Linked DNA regions of Homo sapiens: region 2 is linked to region 1. A link is a contact called in ENCODE Hi-C or POLR2A ChIA-PET data. All regions are on one chromosome and are shown on one strand. The core of a region is the stretch at or near the end of the contact, and the rest is flanking DNA. Distances in the headings are between cores, read along the strand shown.

The links. A loop is a pair of places that touch in the nucleus more often than their neighbours do. ChIA-PET counts read pairs that join two places held with the same protein, here RNA polymerase II (POLR2A). Pooled maps may share reads with other maps.
Region 2: a loop to region 1 is called in a map of Panc1, with 5 times the contacts of the local background. The contact joins two enhancer-like sites. A Hi-C loop is called at or near these places in 3 of 168 maps with a recorded cell type or tissue (CD14-positive monocyte, Panc1 and aorta) and 6 of 50 pooled maps. POLR2A ChIA-PET finds 5 or more read pairs at or near these places in 6 of 52 experiments (A673, HEK293, OCI-LY7 and 2 more).

What each region holds. Positions count from the first base shown.
Region 1 is chr18:3,276,088-3,283,751 of GRCh38, reverse strand. MYL12B (myosin light chain 12B) reads right to left here. Exons shown (of 4, transcript NM_033546.4): 3 at 6,338-6,499; 4 at 5,291-5,987. The coding sequence ends at 5,815. Among named protein-coding and RNA genes, the nearest start is that of MYL12-AS1, 18 kb to the right of the region's middle. Within about 2 kb of position 4,496, at least 4 of the 41 ENCODE cell types and tissues checked have a DNase peak (open chromatin) inside an H3K27ac peak, as active enhancers do; they include OCI-LY7, where a contact is called at or near this core.
Region 2 is chr18:3,495,759-3,503,422 of GRCh38, reverse strand. DLGAP1 (DLG associated protein 1) reads left to right here. Exons shown (of 13, transcript NM_004746.4): 12 at 778-930; 13 at 4,029-7,391. The coding sequence ends at 4,238. Among named protein-coding and RNA genes, the nearest start is that of GAPLINC, 33 kb to the right of the region's middle. Within about 2 kb of position 4,290, at least 3 of the 41 ENCODE cell types and tissues checked have a DNase peak (open chromatin) inside an H3K27ac peak, as active enhancers do; they include OCI-LY7, where a contact is called at or near this core.

The DNA.
Region 1 (7,664 bases), core at 3,247-5,746:
GAGTTTCTCAGCACCACTGATTAAAATTTGCCGTTATGAATGGCAAATGTTCTAGGGTTGCTGAGTTTATTCCCATGAATGCGGGCCTTGTTTCCTGCTCGCTTCTCTGTTTACAGATCCTTGTCTTTTCCTGTTGACATCCTTGGTGTTTTCATACCCACGGGGAAGAGGAGAAGAGCAGCGCAGAACTCAAGGGCAATTCCAAAACAAAAGGAAAAGCTCTGGAGTTGGGTGGGGCAGACAGATCCCACTGCCTGATAAACGGGGTGAGACCACAGTGGCTAAGAAGAAGCCTGGATTAAGAGGCTAGATCTGGAGGCTTTGGGGCCTTAGTCTTCCGATCTGAGAAGTGGGAGCATATCTCTCAAGATGCCTTTCAGCAAGTGGTCCCTGCTCCCAAATGTTTATCATCTGGCAGCGATGAAACGCAGGTCATCTACTGAATTTCGTTAGCTTGTCTGTAAAATAATCAGGAAATCCTGGATATTTTCAATATAAAACTCTTCAAATTGAGGTTTTTCTATTTCGTGCTTGCTTGAGTTCTCAGCTATGCGATTGGCTGGTATGAAGGCGATCAGCGGTAGCACTGAGAGAACAAACATCACTGTCAGGGCAAGCATTTCTCAAAGCTCTCTTTGACCTCTTCAGTGAGCAGTTAGACACCCGTCGCAGCTCCTGAACAGCTGTTTGGCACCCTGGTAACAGATAAGAACTCACATTCGTTACGTGCTTCCAAAGTGCTGGGCATTAAAACACTCCCAGAGAGTAGGGTCCTAGTTTCGCTATCACCCTCGGCTCTCAGATGTAATGTACACTTCAGTAAGTAAGAACTGAATAAATAGATTGAATAAAAGATTACTTGAGAAAAAGTACAGTAAGCACAACCTCCCAAATGAGCCAACCTCAATTTACACTCGGATTATTAAAAAATGCGAGTAGACGAAGGTCCTCAGATTGGTTTTCGCTGTGCTAGTTACCAGTGTCCACGAGGAAATATGAATCATCATCAAGTTCATTAAGAATGACTGTCTGAAAGGAAGCCTGTGTCCTGGCAATACAATCAACTGCAGTTAAGTGCGGCTGGTAAAAGATTAGGCTGGTCTCCTGTGAGACGTGTTAGAACAGTGTTTTATATTTAAACACCCCCATTCATACGCATCTCACAAAATACTTTTCGTACCTTTTGAGACCAGCCTGGCCAACATGGCAAAACCCTGTCTCTACTAAAAATACAAAAATTAGCTGGGCGTGGTGGCAGGCGCCTGTAGTCCCAGCTACTTGGGAGGCTGAGGCGGGAGAATCTCTTGAACCTGGGAGGTGGAGGTTGCAGTGAGCCGAGATCACGCCATTGCACTCCAGCCTGGGTGACAGAGCAAGACTCCATCTCAAAGAAAAAAAAAATAGAAGCTGTCTCATAGTCATTTGTGCTAGACCTGTTTTTCATCAGCTTAGGTGCCTTATTAGAGTATATTATCTAGAACTATAATAGATACAGTTCTCAACATTCCTGAGGTGGTAATAATAGCATTCCTATATAAAGCATAATTTTACAGAGTATTTTCATACATAACCACTAGCTCTGTGCTTTAGCCTTCTCATCTCTAAAATTGAAGTGATGGTAACAAGAACGACTTGTTCAAGTCAGTAAGTGGAGGAAGTCTGGTCTTTTCAGTGCAAAGCCTATGATCTCATGTTCAACAAAGGTCATTATTTCGGTGTAAAAGCCACTGGAGCCAAGCTGAGATTCTGGCACTTTCCAAGCACTCAATAAATACTTGTAAATTAATGAAGGAAGGAGGAAGGAAGGAAGGAAGGAAGGAAGGAAGGAAGGAAGGAAGGAAAAAAGAGGGGAGGGGAAGGGGAAGGAAAAGGCAAAAGGGGTGGAGAAGGGGAAGGGAATTTGCCATTGATATTTGTAAAAAGGAGTCCTAGAGATTATTCCCTACATTTGGGGCTCATGAAATAGTATGAATTTAATTGTAAGACTTTTCATCAATTATTTAAGAAACAACTTTGAGAAAGTCACAGCATTACTGACAATAATGCTGTCTAGATACTCATGATTTGGCTGCTTTATCTCAAATTCATTAGGGAATGGGTTAAGACAGTACTATATTAAGAACAATAGTGCCACCTAGTGACACTTCTAGTTATTGTCTCTAAAATTGCCTATGACAACCATTCTAAAAAAAAAAGATCCACTTAAGAGACTGTGTGATATGTGCAATCCATCATCTTCATCATTTTTCTATACAAGAAACCTTTTCTTGAAATTTTAGTATGTGATAAATCTTTACATCCTCATTCAGATTTCCCAGATGATGTTTCTAAGGGATCTTTTTATACCCGATTTTTCAGTAGTTTATGTTTCTATTTCAAAAACTGTGTTTCTTATAATTTAAGAAATATAAATTTATTTTATATTTCTGTTTCTTATATTTTAACACATATCAATTTTGAGATGCAAATCAGTATAATTGCTGCTCGTAGGATAGACAGTATTAAATATATACATTGTGAGACATTCTGATCAGGCTACAGGTACTAATTATGTAATTAGGAAATTATAGGTTTAATGAGAAGCACCCATCTCGGTCAAAAAGGTTAGAAGCTCGACATTTCTCTAGCTTCTTTAGTTATACAAAGTTGAGCAGGTCAGGTAACTTCAGTAATCTCATCTGTGAAATGGGATGACAATTCCTACTTTATCCACTTCCTAGCGTTCTGAGGATCAAGCACAATTCACAAACGCTTGTAAAACTGGCTCATGACCATAAGAAACTATCGACGGTGTTTCCATAATCACTTTCTTGGGAGGAGCACAACTGCCTGCGCTCAGGTGACTGCCCCACTGCTTATTCCCTGTGTAACTTTGGGAAGTTACTTCCTTGCCCCCTGACATTTCATTTGTAGAACAGGGATAACAATACCTACCTCAGGCCGGCCGCGGTGGCTCATGCCTGTAATCCCAGCACTTTGGGAGGCTGAGGCGGGCGGATCACTTGAGGCCAGGAGTTTGAGTCCAGCTTGGCCAACATAGTGAAACCCCATCTCTACTAAAAATACGAAAATTAGCCAGGTGTGGTGGTGCACACCTGTAATTCCAACTACTTGGGAGGCCGAGGCACGAGAATCGCTTGATTGAACCTGCAAGTGGAGGTTGCAGTGAGCCAAGACTGTGCCACTGTACTTCAGCCTGAGTGACTCTGTCTCAAAAAAAAAAAACAAAAAAAACCCAAAAAGACCTACCTCAAAGGGCAGTTGTGTAACGTGCTTCGTACATAGTGAATACTCAGTGCATTTTCACTATGTGACCACACACACACACTCACTGCAGTGGCCACAGAATCAACCATCAACTTAGGAGATTGTCACTATGTGGTTCTCAAAAGGAGATATTAAGTAGACAAAGTTTTCATCGTCATCATTAATAATATTTACTGGACACCAAAAAGAAACAAAGTCTTGGCCCAGGTGTCTTCCACTACTGGATTCCACAACACTCTTCACAAATAATACAGATGAAACAGAACAGTGTGTCAGGTAAACGTAAGGCAGTCGAGAAACAACTAAGTTTTTTTGTTTTTAATCTTCAAAACTTTTCTCTCAATTTTTCAAATCTGGCTTTAAGCAGATCAATAAAATAAGCACAGTTACGATTATGCCAGAGATGGAAACAAGGCTGAGCTGGAGGGGAGGAAACAGATAGGACCCGGAGAGGCGTTTTATAGCTATCTCCCCTGGACCTGAGTCCATGCTGCCCCCTCTTGCCTGGACGACGGCAACAGCCTCCATACCGGCCTTCTTGCTTCTCTTCGTGCCCCTCCATTCAAGACACAGCACCAACACTGATTTTAAAAATATAAATCACCTTTCTTCCCTGCATTTCACATTAGGACTCTGCTCCAAATACCCTCCCTGGACCCGTATCATCCATGTGCTCTCCCGATGCTCCTACCACACGACAGCCTCGCCCTGATCCTCACATGGGTCCGGACCTCCTTCCTGTCATTCAGATCTCAGCTTACCACCCAGAGGCCTTTCCTGACCACCCTGTCATGCATGCCCAGTTCTCTGCACAGCACTTAACCTGAAATTGCACATGGATTGTCTGCCAGCAGAGAATGCAGTCCCACGAGGGCAGCATCCTTGTCTGTCCCACCCCCCAGTTATCCCCAACCCTTACAACAGTGTAGGGTACATAACAGGTGGTTGACAATGGTTCAATAATCATCAAGATTATCCCACCGTATTTTTCTGTTTCCTGTGAAACACACAATTCTCCACCTGGTTTTGTGACACATTGTGGTGAGTTTAAGCTTCTAAGTGGAAAAAAGAGCCAGATGTAGATTCTTATATTTGTTAGATCTTGGGCAGGAGCTTCAGTCTAAACTTCAGGTCTATTAATAAAAAGTAGAACTGATACCTCAGAGACTAAGAGGATTGGGTGATAAATGTGACAGTTCATATGAGCTGCTCCCTCATTCTAATGATAAAAGGAAGCCCAGGCAAATTGTTAGCAAGTGAATACAGACCAGCCTACTGCCCCAAGTTGTAAAGCACCAATATTAAACAACATATAAATGCTTTGGTGTTAAGCAGACAAAATACCATCACAATACTTTTAAGAGGGGAAATCGGTATTGAACAACGTTGGGTAATTTTTTAAAACGGATTTTTTCCTTTTTTAGATTGTTCTCTTTATTCTCGTATTGCTTGGCCTTGAGGATTCTGAGCTCACAGCAACCTTGTCTTTCGGCTCTTTTCTAGTCTATATATTACATGAAGTGCCTTCAAACACACAATAGTATTGTTTATTTTAACCTGGAATAGAATTTTCTGAAATTCTGTTCCAATCATCAATTACCCCAAGATTATTTTAAATTTCAATAATGACCACAGAATTGTATCATAATAGAACAGAAATGTCTTGACTCTTTTAGACATTTGGGGCTTTTCAGAGACAGTATCGTGGTTCCAGCACTGTGAGCTCTGAAGTTAGGTGCCCTAGGTTGGAATTCCAACTCATGTCCTAATAGTTACCCTAATCAACTGCTCAAGTATGCTAGGTCCTCCCACTTGAAATACAGGGCTAATAAAAATCCCACAAGGTTGTTGGGAAGATTCAAGAAAAATTGTGTAGGCACAACGCTCCACATATAGTAAATGTACAATAACTAATCTTCGGAATTTTGCCTCTTCTCAGAATCTTAGATGAACGCAATGTTTAATGTTTTCCCAGATACATTCTATATTTATCATTTAATAAACATCTGACTAGAAGCGTGAAAAACAATGGCATAACTAGTTTTTACTGCATAATAATGTTAAAGGGTACTTAAAAGTTCTGAAGAACACTGTCCCATATATGTGAAAAATCAATTTTACCATAAAACCTGAATCATATGAAGTTGAAAACCTGAAAAAAGGACTACCCCCACCTATCAATCATTTGTTTAACTTGCCATTACATTGCATTTGAGTCAGCATAATCTTTATTTCAAAATAACATTTTTATTATATAAAAATGTAAAAATCCAGCAAAACCAGAAATACGAATATATTTTTCTGGGCTTTCACATTTGTTGATTTTTATTCGCGATCTTTTTCAATACAATTTACACCCTCATCCCCATTTCCAGTCTGATTATACAAGTGCTAAGTGGCAGAAAGGTCTGGAATAAATACATCAAAAAGAAGAGGCAAAGCTGTGAAACTAAGTTGCATGCAACAGGTTCTATGAGGGTGGGGGAAGTGTCTGAGAAGTAAAAGAGAGTAAGACAATGTAACTGGAAGATTTTAGCTAAAGTTCTTTCAGTCATCTTTGTCTTTGGCTCCATGTTTCAGGATGCGTGTGAACTCGATGTAATTGAAATTCCCCTTTTTGTCAATAGGTGCTTCTCTGTACAGCTCATCCACTTCCTCATCTGTAAACCGATCCCCCATGGTTGTCAGCAGCTCTCTTAGGTAATCTTCCTGAATGGTGCCTGGAAGACAATAGAAAGAAGAAAGCAGTCATCAATACTTCCTGGCACTTTGATGGTTCATTCCTAAAGCTTGTCAATCGTATAAAATATTTCAGAATATCCATATCTATAAACAAAGTAAGTTAGTGAACTAAGGCTATATGAACTATATCATTATGTTTTCCAATTATTCTTAGAGTTCTGTGTTAATATTAGATCAAATCATTTAAAAGCTCAGAAACAGATCATATGCTTACAAAATTATTCTTAAGCAAATATTTTCTAAAGGTAAAAAAAGAAAACCCCTTCTATTTCACAGAAGTACTTTATATAGTGTGGAATGAGGCTGGGCATAAACAAATAGCACTCACCTGTTGCTTCTTCATCAAAGCAAGCAAAGGCGTTTCTGATGACATCTTCAGGATCTGTGCCATTTAACTTCTCACCAAACATGGTCAGGAACATGGTGAAATTGATGGGCCCTGGGGCCTCATTCATCATGGCATCAAGGTATGCATCAGTGGGATTCTTCCCTGTAAGAATACACATTTTAACATTTAAAGACAAAAACATTTAATTTCAATAGTTATTTCACTATTATTATGCTCCCCAACATATTTTTAAAATGTACATCATTTGAAACTAATTTTTCAATTAACTTTAAGAACATTTTAAAAAGATTATTTTTGACAACTTAAAAAATATTGGATACATCATTATAAAAATGTATTCCAGGCTTATATTGAAGGTTATTTATTCGTTTATGTGAACTTTCTGTTCATTATTTTTCATTAAAAACAAAACAAAAACCTGAAGCCAGGCAGTGCCACATTATTACATCTTAATTTTTTTTTTTTTTTTTTTTTGGACTATAGGCATGTGCCACCATGCCCTGCTAATTTTTTGTTTTTTGTAAAGACTGGGTTTCACTATGTTGCCCAGGCTGGTCTTGAACTCCTGAGCTCAAGTGATCCACCTGCCTTGGCCTCCCAAAGTGATGGGATTGCAGGCGTGCATCACCGCGCCCGGCCTACATCCTGAATGTTGATAACATCAATGGTCCATCGGGGAGTCAGTTCAATACCAGTCATACAAAAAAATCTAAATATTCACACTTCCAGTTGTGGTACAGATGCCCATAAGTTGATATGCTTCAAAGTTGTATTTATAAGTTGGCCATTTAAGTTTAAACTATTAGCATGGTTTTGAATTGGCAGCTTATTTTGAACAATGTTAGATATCTTCAAACACTGTTTACACATGTCATTGAACTGTGGTCTTCTTTGGTATTGTTTGTAATGGGAAATCTTAATCTCCATTCCAAGTGTGAACACTTCTTTTAGTGCAGTGGTGAGGGAACTCCCCTGACCTTTCCCTAGGAGCTGAAAGAAATCTCCCTGGAATGGCCAGACATGGTGGGAGTGTTTTTGAGGCCCCGTGGTGTGGGAAAAGCAGCACTGAACCAAGGATCTGGAATACTGGGTTTGAATCCCAGTTCTACCACTGGTTGTGTGATATAGGAGGAAGTGGCAGAACTGGCATTCAAACCCAGTATTCCAGATCCTTCGTTCAGTGCTGCCTTATGTAGAATTTACTTCTTTTTTTAAAAAAGTCTAACATTGACTGGTTAAAGTTGGTATCTCAAAGGTATCTTCCAACATTAAGTTTATATGATTTTACATGAAAAGAACATCTATT
Region 2 (7,664 bases), core at 3,041-5,540, 220 kb before region 1:
TGGTATCAGGGATATGTGGATGGGGCAAAGAAAGTCAATCCTGAAACACTGAAGAATGTTTACTATCACTTAGCAAATGGGTCATTACAGACATATAGATGTAGAGATGTATGTAGAGATAATGTGTTCTCACATTTGCTATATTATTTTATGGTCAATTTAAAATGAATGAATTTTCAAATGATTTTGTCAAAGCAGTCATATGATAAAATTACTTCCTATGATAAAATTACTTCCTATATTAGTAAACATCTTAATTATTAAACACATAGTGCTTGGAACATCCAATATTTTATTACTAATCATTTGTGTTTTACTTAACATGAATATTTAAACTAATCTTATTTTAGATTCCTTATCTGTTCTCTGAATAAATTGTATGGCATGTAGTGGAATACAAACTCTAATAATAATACACTGTATTTTTTTTTTCAGAAATGTCATTTTCATTTGAATATGGTGTTTTAAAATACGTCCTGTAGTAGATCACACATTCTGGAATTTTTCATATGTTTAGACCCTTCCCCCATACCATATTGAATTGATAGATGTGGTATCACAACAGAAGAGTTTTACAACCTTGACATTTGAGAATCACTGACTCAAACGGATGAGTGTATAAAATTAACATTTGTAACCTCACTTTTACCTCGTGTCGGAAAACCAAAAGGAACTAGTCCTCCTTATGTTGTTTGAAATATTTGAAAATGCCTTTTTGGCCCTGTGCTTGTCAAGAATTGCTTCTAAAGCATGAATGTTTTTCTTTCTCTTGTGCAGAATCCTAATGCTCATCCAAGACCCACCTCCCAGGATTTGGCGGGGTTTTGGGACATGCTGCAGTTGTCCATAGAAAATATTAGTATGAAATTTGATGAACTTCATCAGTTAAAGGCCAATAATTGGAAACAGATGGATCCTCTTGACAAGAAGGTAGAACAATGTAGATTTTGTATGGTTCATTTAAAAACCTGCACAAACACTGGACAGTCTAAATAGGCTTCTGCATTCAGTCCTGCTGTTTACAATGTGAAATGGAGCTGATATCATATTAATTTCATTGTAATGACAATGTTTACATAGTAATCATTTGGGATATTATCTGTAATATGTTTCAGGCATATTTTTAAAGAAAAACCTGTCTTTGTGAATTGGAAAATGGGAATGTGGCTTTTTTTGTTAATTAAACTTTAAGTTAAACCATTTTAGTCACTGGAAGGAACTGCCTCCATTTTGCTTTTTAAACTAAAATAAATGACATCTTCAGTGCATGAATCCATAGAACAAGAGTTCAACTTCCTTACACCCCTAGGATGTGTTTTCAAGAAAAATAGGATGCCCTGAAAAATAACTGACTTTGATAATCATTTCATAAATATAGTAATAAAGAAATTACTGTTGTTCAAGTCTAAAAATATATACCATAAAGTTTCACAGTAATTACATAAATGTTGGGTTTTTTTTTTTTTTTTTTTTCAAAACAGTTTTGCTTTTGGTTGATTTGCCTTGGGGAATATTGCTCACTGGGGTCCTCATGCATCAGTTTAGAAATAAAGACTTAAATTCTTTTACTTTAATTAATCAACTCTAATTTTCACATTTGATTATGGTGTTCCACGAGGCTCACACGGGTATCCAATGTCCAGCTCCCCAGGCTGGCATGTCAAACGTGACTTTTTTAACCCTTTGCTTTCCTATGGCCTCAGGTCAAATAATTCCAAGAGAATCAACCTCTGAAAATTGGAATGGCTGTTCCCTTGAAATGCTGGTGGCCCTGTTCTTTTCAGGTCCCCTCACCTACCAGAAAGCTAACAGCAATCTAATCCATTCTGCTACCGCATATCATGTTTTCAGGGTTCTTGGGGTCAATGGTCTCCCAGGAAAAATCCAGTCCCAAGGGACCATCTGTAAGTGACAGGAGGGTGATGCTCTCATCACTGTCCCCCGTTTCCAATTCTGTCACCATCAAAATGGGGGTCGTAGTGTTAAGTTGGAAAGTACTGTTGATGTACATGTGGCCTCTCACTTGGGAAGCCAAACATTTGTACCCAATCTAGTTTTCTTTAATCTGTGTTTAAAACTATCTGCTAGATAAGCTTTAAATCAGTCTTATTTTAAGAAAACACTACAAATGCACACATACTGGTAATTTAGTTTCCAGAGCTGATGCATCTAATTTTTTTTTTTTTTTTTTAAATAATCATTGTTGGCTGGGCATGGTGGCTCATGTCTGTAATCCCAGCACTTTGGGAGGCTGAGGCGGGTGGATCACTTGAGTCCAGGAGTTCAAAACCAGCCTGGGCAACAATATGGTGAAACGCCGTCTCTACAAAAAGTACAAAAATTAGCTGGGCGTGGTGGTACACACTTGTAGTGCCAGCTACTTGGGAGGCTGAGGTGGGAGGATTGCTTGAACTCGGAGAGTTTGAGTCTGCAGTGAGCCGTGGTTGCGCCACTGCACTCCAGCCTGGGTGACAGAGCGAGAGCTTGTCTCAATAATAATAATAATAGTAATCATTGTTTAAAAAATCCAAATGTATAAGGAAAGGAAAATGACTAAAAAATATCCAATATTCATATTTCTAAAAATATCCACTGAGTTATTCCACAATGAAGATTTAAAATGTCTAAAAGAAGAGATGCTAAGAATTGATATATGTAACCTATTGATATTTACATAGTAAATCATTAGTTAGCTTGATTTTTACGGTTTTTAATGGACTTTGCCTGTGATCAGAGCTTTTCATCACCCCATGAACCTGAGGAGAAAAATGAACAAGCACAATCAGAGTTGGGAGAATATAGTTTGCACTCCAGGCTCTCCTTTTTTCTCTTTTAAGCCACACAGACTCCACCTTAGACAGCCGGTGGGGTAGCTCCAGGGTGAGAAGTTGAACTAGGCACTTGCTCTGGCAAGCAGGGAGGAATTGCTGTGCTGAGCATTGGTGTTAAGATACAAAGAGTACTCTTTGGAGAATCACCGAAACTATATTTTAAGATAATGTTCACGCTTCATTTTATGAGAATGGAGGGTATTTTATTTAAAATGAAAACATCAGTTTTATGTGCACCCTTTCACAGTCTACAACTTCAACCTTCTTTGCCTAAAAATCCTTTGTGGTCTAGACGCCATTCTTTCCTGCTGCATTTTTTTTAATGCCAAAGAGATGACTGTCTTTTGTTTTTGCAGTGGCATTGAAAATATCCGCCCATTTCATAGTTTGCTGCTGATAAGAGGAATGACCTCTTTCATCCTGTGTCAACTTTTCATGGCACAGTTTCTGCCCCTGTGATTGGAATTGCTTCCTGGGCCACCACAGTTATCCCGAGGCCCCTAGTCAGAGTCACCTTGGAACTGACTTAATTAACTCTCGAGTGTAGGAAATATCAATGGCCTCCCTCTCCCGTGACCCTGTATATTGTATATTGCTTGTGTGTTCGTGTGTGGTGTGCAAAAGGGTCTAACCTGGTGTAGCACCAACAAAGCTAAAGAACACAATCTGATATCTCTTCTTCCTCCTCTGTTTATTTAGGTTTGGTGGGAAGGGGACGGTGGGCGGGCCGGGGACAGAGCGGAGATGTTTTTAAGCTCTGAACCAAGCTTGCACCCGGTGACTTGCATCCTTAGAGGGGATGCAGGGGTTCTAAGATGCTGCTGCAGCCGCTGCTTCCTGGCCCATCTCTGGCACCAGGAGGAGTCTGGAGTCTCCAGAGAGAACCGCACTCAATGTGCTGGGAGCCGCAGGCTTTCCGCAGGGGGCCTTTAAAATACCCACTTCCTTCCCTTGGAGAGACCTAGTTCTGCAACCCAGCCTTACCCTGGGCCTTAAGCTTACCGGGATTTTTTTTTTTCTGCATCTTTTGAATGCCCAAGCCAGAATAATGAAGAAAAAAGTAGATATGCAGTGTGCAGATCAGAACTAACCACCCCTAGGTAAAAAACTGTGTGTTCTAACTACTGACCTATCCCAGTTTTTCCCAAGCTTGTCCTGAGAAGCTGTGTAATGTCCTGAACCTTCTGCTTTGATCAGGAGAGAAGGGCCCCTCCTCCAGTGCCAAAGAAGCCGGCGAAGGGCCCCGCGCCGCTGATCCGGGAGCGCTCGCTGGAGAGCTCGCAGCGCCAGGAGGCCCGCAAGCGCCTGATGGCCGCCAAGCGCGCCGCGTCCGTCCGCCAGAACTCGGCCACCGAGAGCGCCGAGAGCATCGAGATCTACATCCCCGAGGCGCAGACCCGGCTCTGAGCGCCCCGCAGCCCGGCCGCCGCCGCCAAGCATCTGTCCCCTCCTCCCCCGGCCGCTCCTCTGCCGGCTGCCTCTCCCCCTCCGAGCCCGTCCGCTCCCGAGCTCGGTGACTTCCACTGTCGCGGTGTAGTTGTCCACCTCGCAGGAGCCGCCCCCCGGGCCCCCCTCAGCCCCCCACTTCCCGTACCCGTTTGCCCATCTCCTTCTTCACCGAGCTTCGCCCCCTGTCCTGATGCCGTCGCCCTGCCTCATACTGAGATCCAACCCTTTATTTTCTGGGCAAAGCCAAACCCACCTGTGTAGAAGTGATGCCTTTAGGTCACCCGCCGTCCTCAGTTCTCTCGAGCTAGTCTGTTCAGCAATATAAAACCATAGGGTATTTCAGAAATCCAGTATCACAGGGTGATCCTTTGGGACTTACCGTCTTCCACGTGAAAGAAACTAGGCCTCCGATTCCCTTTATTTCCCCTAAATGGTTATTCTTTTAAAAAAGCAGATGGAGCACTTTATTCCCAACCTCAGAAATCACACCATCTCACTGGAATCCATGAGGGACACAGAGAGAGGGGACCAAGCCTGGCCTGGGGGTGGGGGACCTGGATGTGTAGCAAGGATGGGAGAAGCGAAATCTGCAGGTGCTGGGGGCACCTGCACACTCACAGCTGCACAAACTGCCTCACTGTTACTTCATCAATCACAGCTTCAAATGTCTCAATCAGCAGAAGATTGTAAATTCGATCTTTCAGGGAAATTAATCTATTCTGAAAGGCAATAACATGAAGCAAGGCAAAGGAGGCACTGATGGTTTAGTATACTACATAAGGGATTTTTTTGTTCTATTATTAAGAAAATCTAGACCTGAAATGTTTTCTCAACTCTTATTGTACTGTGTATATTTATATTGTTGTCGTGGCGGCTGTTTTTAAAGGGAAAGTGTTGGTTCTATTAATTTGTTAAGTGTCCATCCAGGTGGGCCTACCTGATTCCACATATATAAGTACATATCTGCTTATAAAGCGCTGTAAATGGCAGCAAGGCTGTTTTTGGAGAAGAGTTTGGGTTTTCCTACCATCCCTTTGAATGCTACACATCCGTCTATTTTAACCCAAGTAGTTCGTATTTCAGATATATTTTCTCCTTTCATCTCCTCTCACTACTGCAGAGTCCAGTAATACCTAGCATAGGATTCTGTCCTGTGTCAAATGGCTAAAATAAATTTTTGCCCCAATAGACATGCTGCCTCATTCAAAAGAGCTGCCGCTGTCATCTTGAGGTTCCAGGTAGTGAGAGAAGAAACTCGACCTGCCAGGGTCAACAGCCATGAAGAGGTGGGGGGAGTCATGATTCATAAACACTGAAAGAAGTCAAGGCTTTTGGCAGAGAGTGTTGATTTAGATTTTTAGTCTTGATTGATGGGCAGTATGCATCGGTGTCTAGCTGAAGTTGTCTTTAAATGCCCTTACTCGTCACAGTTTAAACACTTAGGATGTGGCAATCTTAAGTATCAATGGCATTTTATGTCCAGCTAACATCCTAAAGCATTAGAAATTAAAAACGAAAGACTTTTAAAAACATACATCAAACATGCTTGCACCAGAGAAGCTTTTTAAAATAATACACTCTCATAGCCAGGTGCTAATTTAATTTTACTTATGAAATTAAGAGAGGTGATGGGTTCTAGCAACAGATATTTTCACGGACATATTCTAAAACCACTAGAGAATTCGCTACCTCTCAGAGCCATCGATGCTTTGAGCTACCTTTATAAACAGGGCACAAATGTTTACTGCTGTGGTTTACAAGAAAAGGGCTACTCACTTATTTTGAAACCAACGAACCAACTTTTAACTAGGGTGAACAAAGCACTCAAAGTGCTTTGTGAAATTGGAGCATACAGAGATTTTGAGCTTCAAGTATTTGCTAGTTTTAAAAAGAATACACCTTTTCTTTACCTTGTAGCAGCAATTAAAAGTCACACAAAGCTTGCATCGAGTAGGGCCAACTGCCACTTGGGTAGCCTATGGTCACATTCAATACTGAGAATGACTTGGAACTCACAGATTAATATGAAAGAAGCAGCGTTCATCCCAAGACCCATGCTCACAATTACAGCTCCGTGCCCTGAGGTAGAGTTGAGATTTGGATTAAGAAATAGATTTCTAATACGACTCAAGATCATCCTACAATATTTTCTTTGGAAACTAATTTAGCCCATGATATTTTAAAGAGAGACAAGAGAAGGCCTATTTATCTTGTCTAAGTGAACGGCATTTGTATATTCATAAGCTATTTTTGGTAAGAATTTTAAATCTTTTAGCTCAAGGCCTACAGGGCATCATGATCTTTGCCTTCCTTGAAAATACAATTTAAATTGTACAAACACTTTATAAAAAGCTAATTATTGGTGTTAGAACATGACCCCACACAATGCTGCTTGACCCCTGAAACTGACATTCATGAGCATAACCTTTGTTACATTGTTCTTTTTGATGTAATTTGTAGAAATGTTTTTTAGTTCGTAATGGAAAATGTATGTACCCTGAAAAATTACTTATTTTGTTTAACTTTGGTATAAAGGTGTTGGGCATTTTCTTGGGGAGGGGGGGATTACAAAAGAAGTTTGTCTCCCACATCAAAAAACGTTCAAAGAAATTAAGTATTTATTATATTTTTTGCAGATGTTTCCATACAATTCACATAACCTTTTTGTAAAGAGAGATGAAGAAATGGATTAAAGATTTTTAATATTTGAAATGGTAAATAGAACTAATTTATTGTAATATATTTCTGTTATTTATAGATGTTTCCTTAATGTTTTACTGTGCATTACCACTTTCATTTAAGCCTTATCCTTGTGAATTTACCATTTCTTTTTTAAAACATGTCTAGATGCATATTTTAAATAACTGGAATGTAAATCACTAGCATATCTGAATTCCCAAATGTAATTTTTAAAAATTATTTTGGTTTGGAAAAAAAAGATTCATTTGAAAGCCTTCAGATGGAGGGGTGGGAACATTTTTATGGCTTTATGAATTGGAATTTCATAGGCTTATTTACCTAGATTGTGTGTGAACAAAAAAATATTGTAAATAGATGAATGTTTCCCATAATGTAAAAAGAAGAAATTAATAAAATAATTAATGCACTGCTTTCAGGTCTGTGTGTTTTTACTAGAGTCCCACTTCTTCCAAAATATGCTTTATTGTCTTTTGACGGGAATACTTCTGCAATTAAGAAGCGTATCATTCTAACTTTCACTGTACAGCACGTGTGCTATTCGTTGTTGATGACGTAGGGAGAACTTACATCCTGTTTAAAGGGGTTTCAATACCGAAGAACTAAAAAGTCCTTTTACTCTGATAATCCCACTCGTGAAGTTTCAGTTCAGAAGCTGAGAATAACTGTCTATCTTATGAAGGAGTG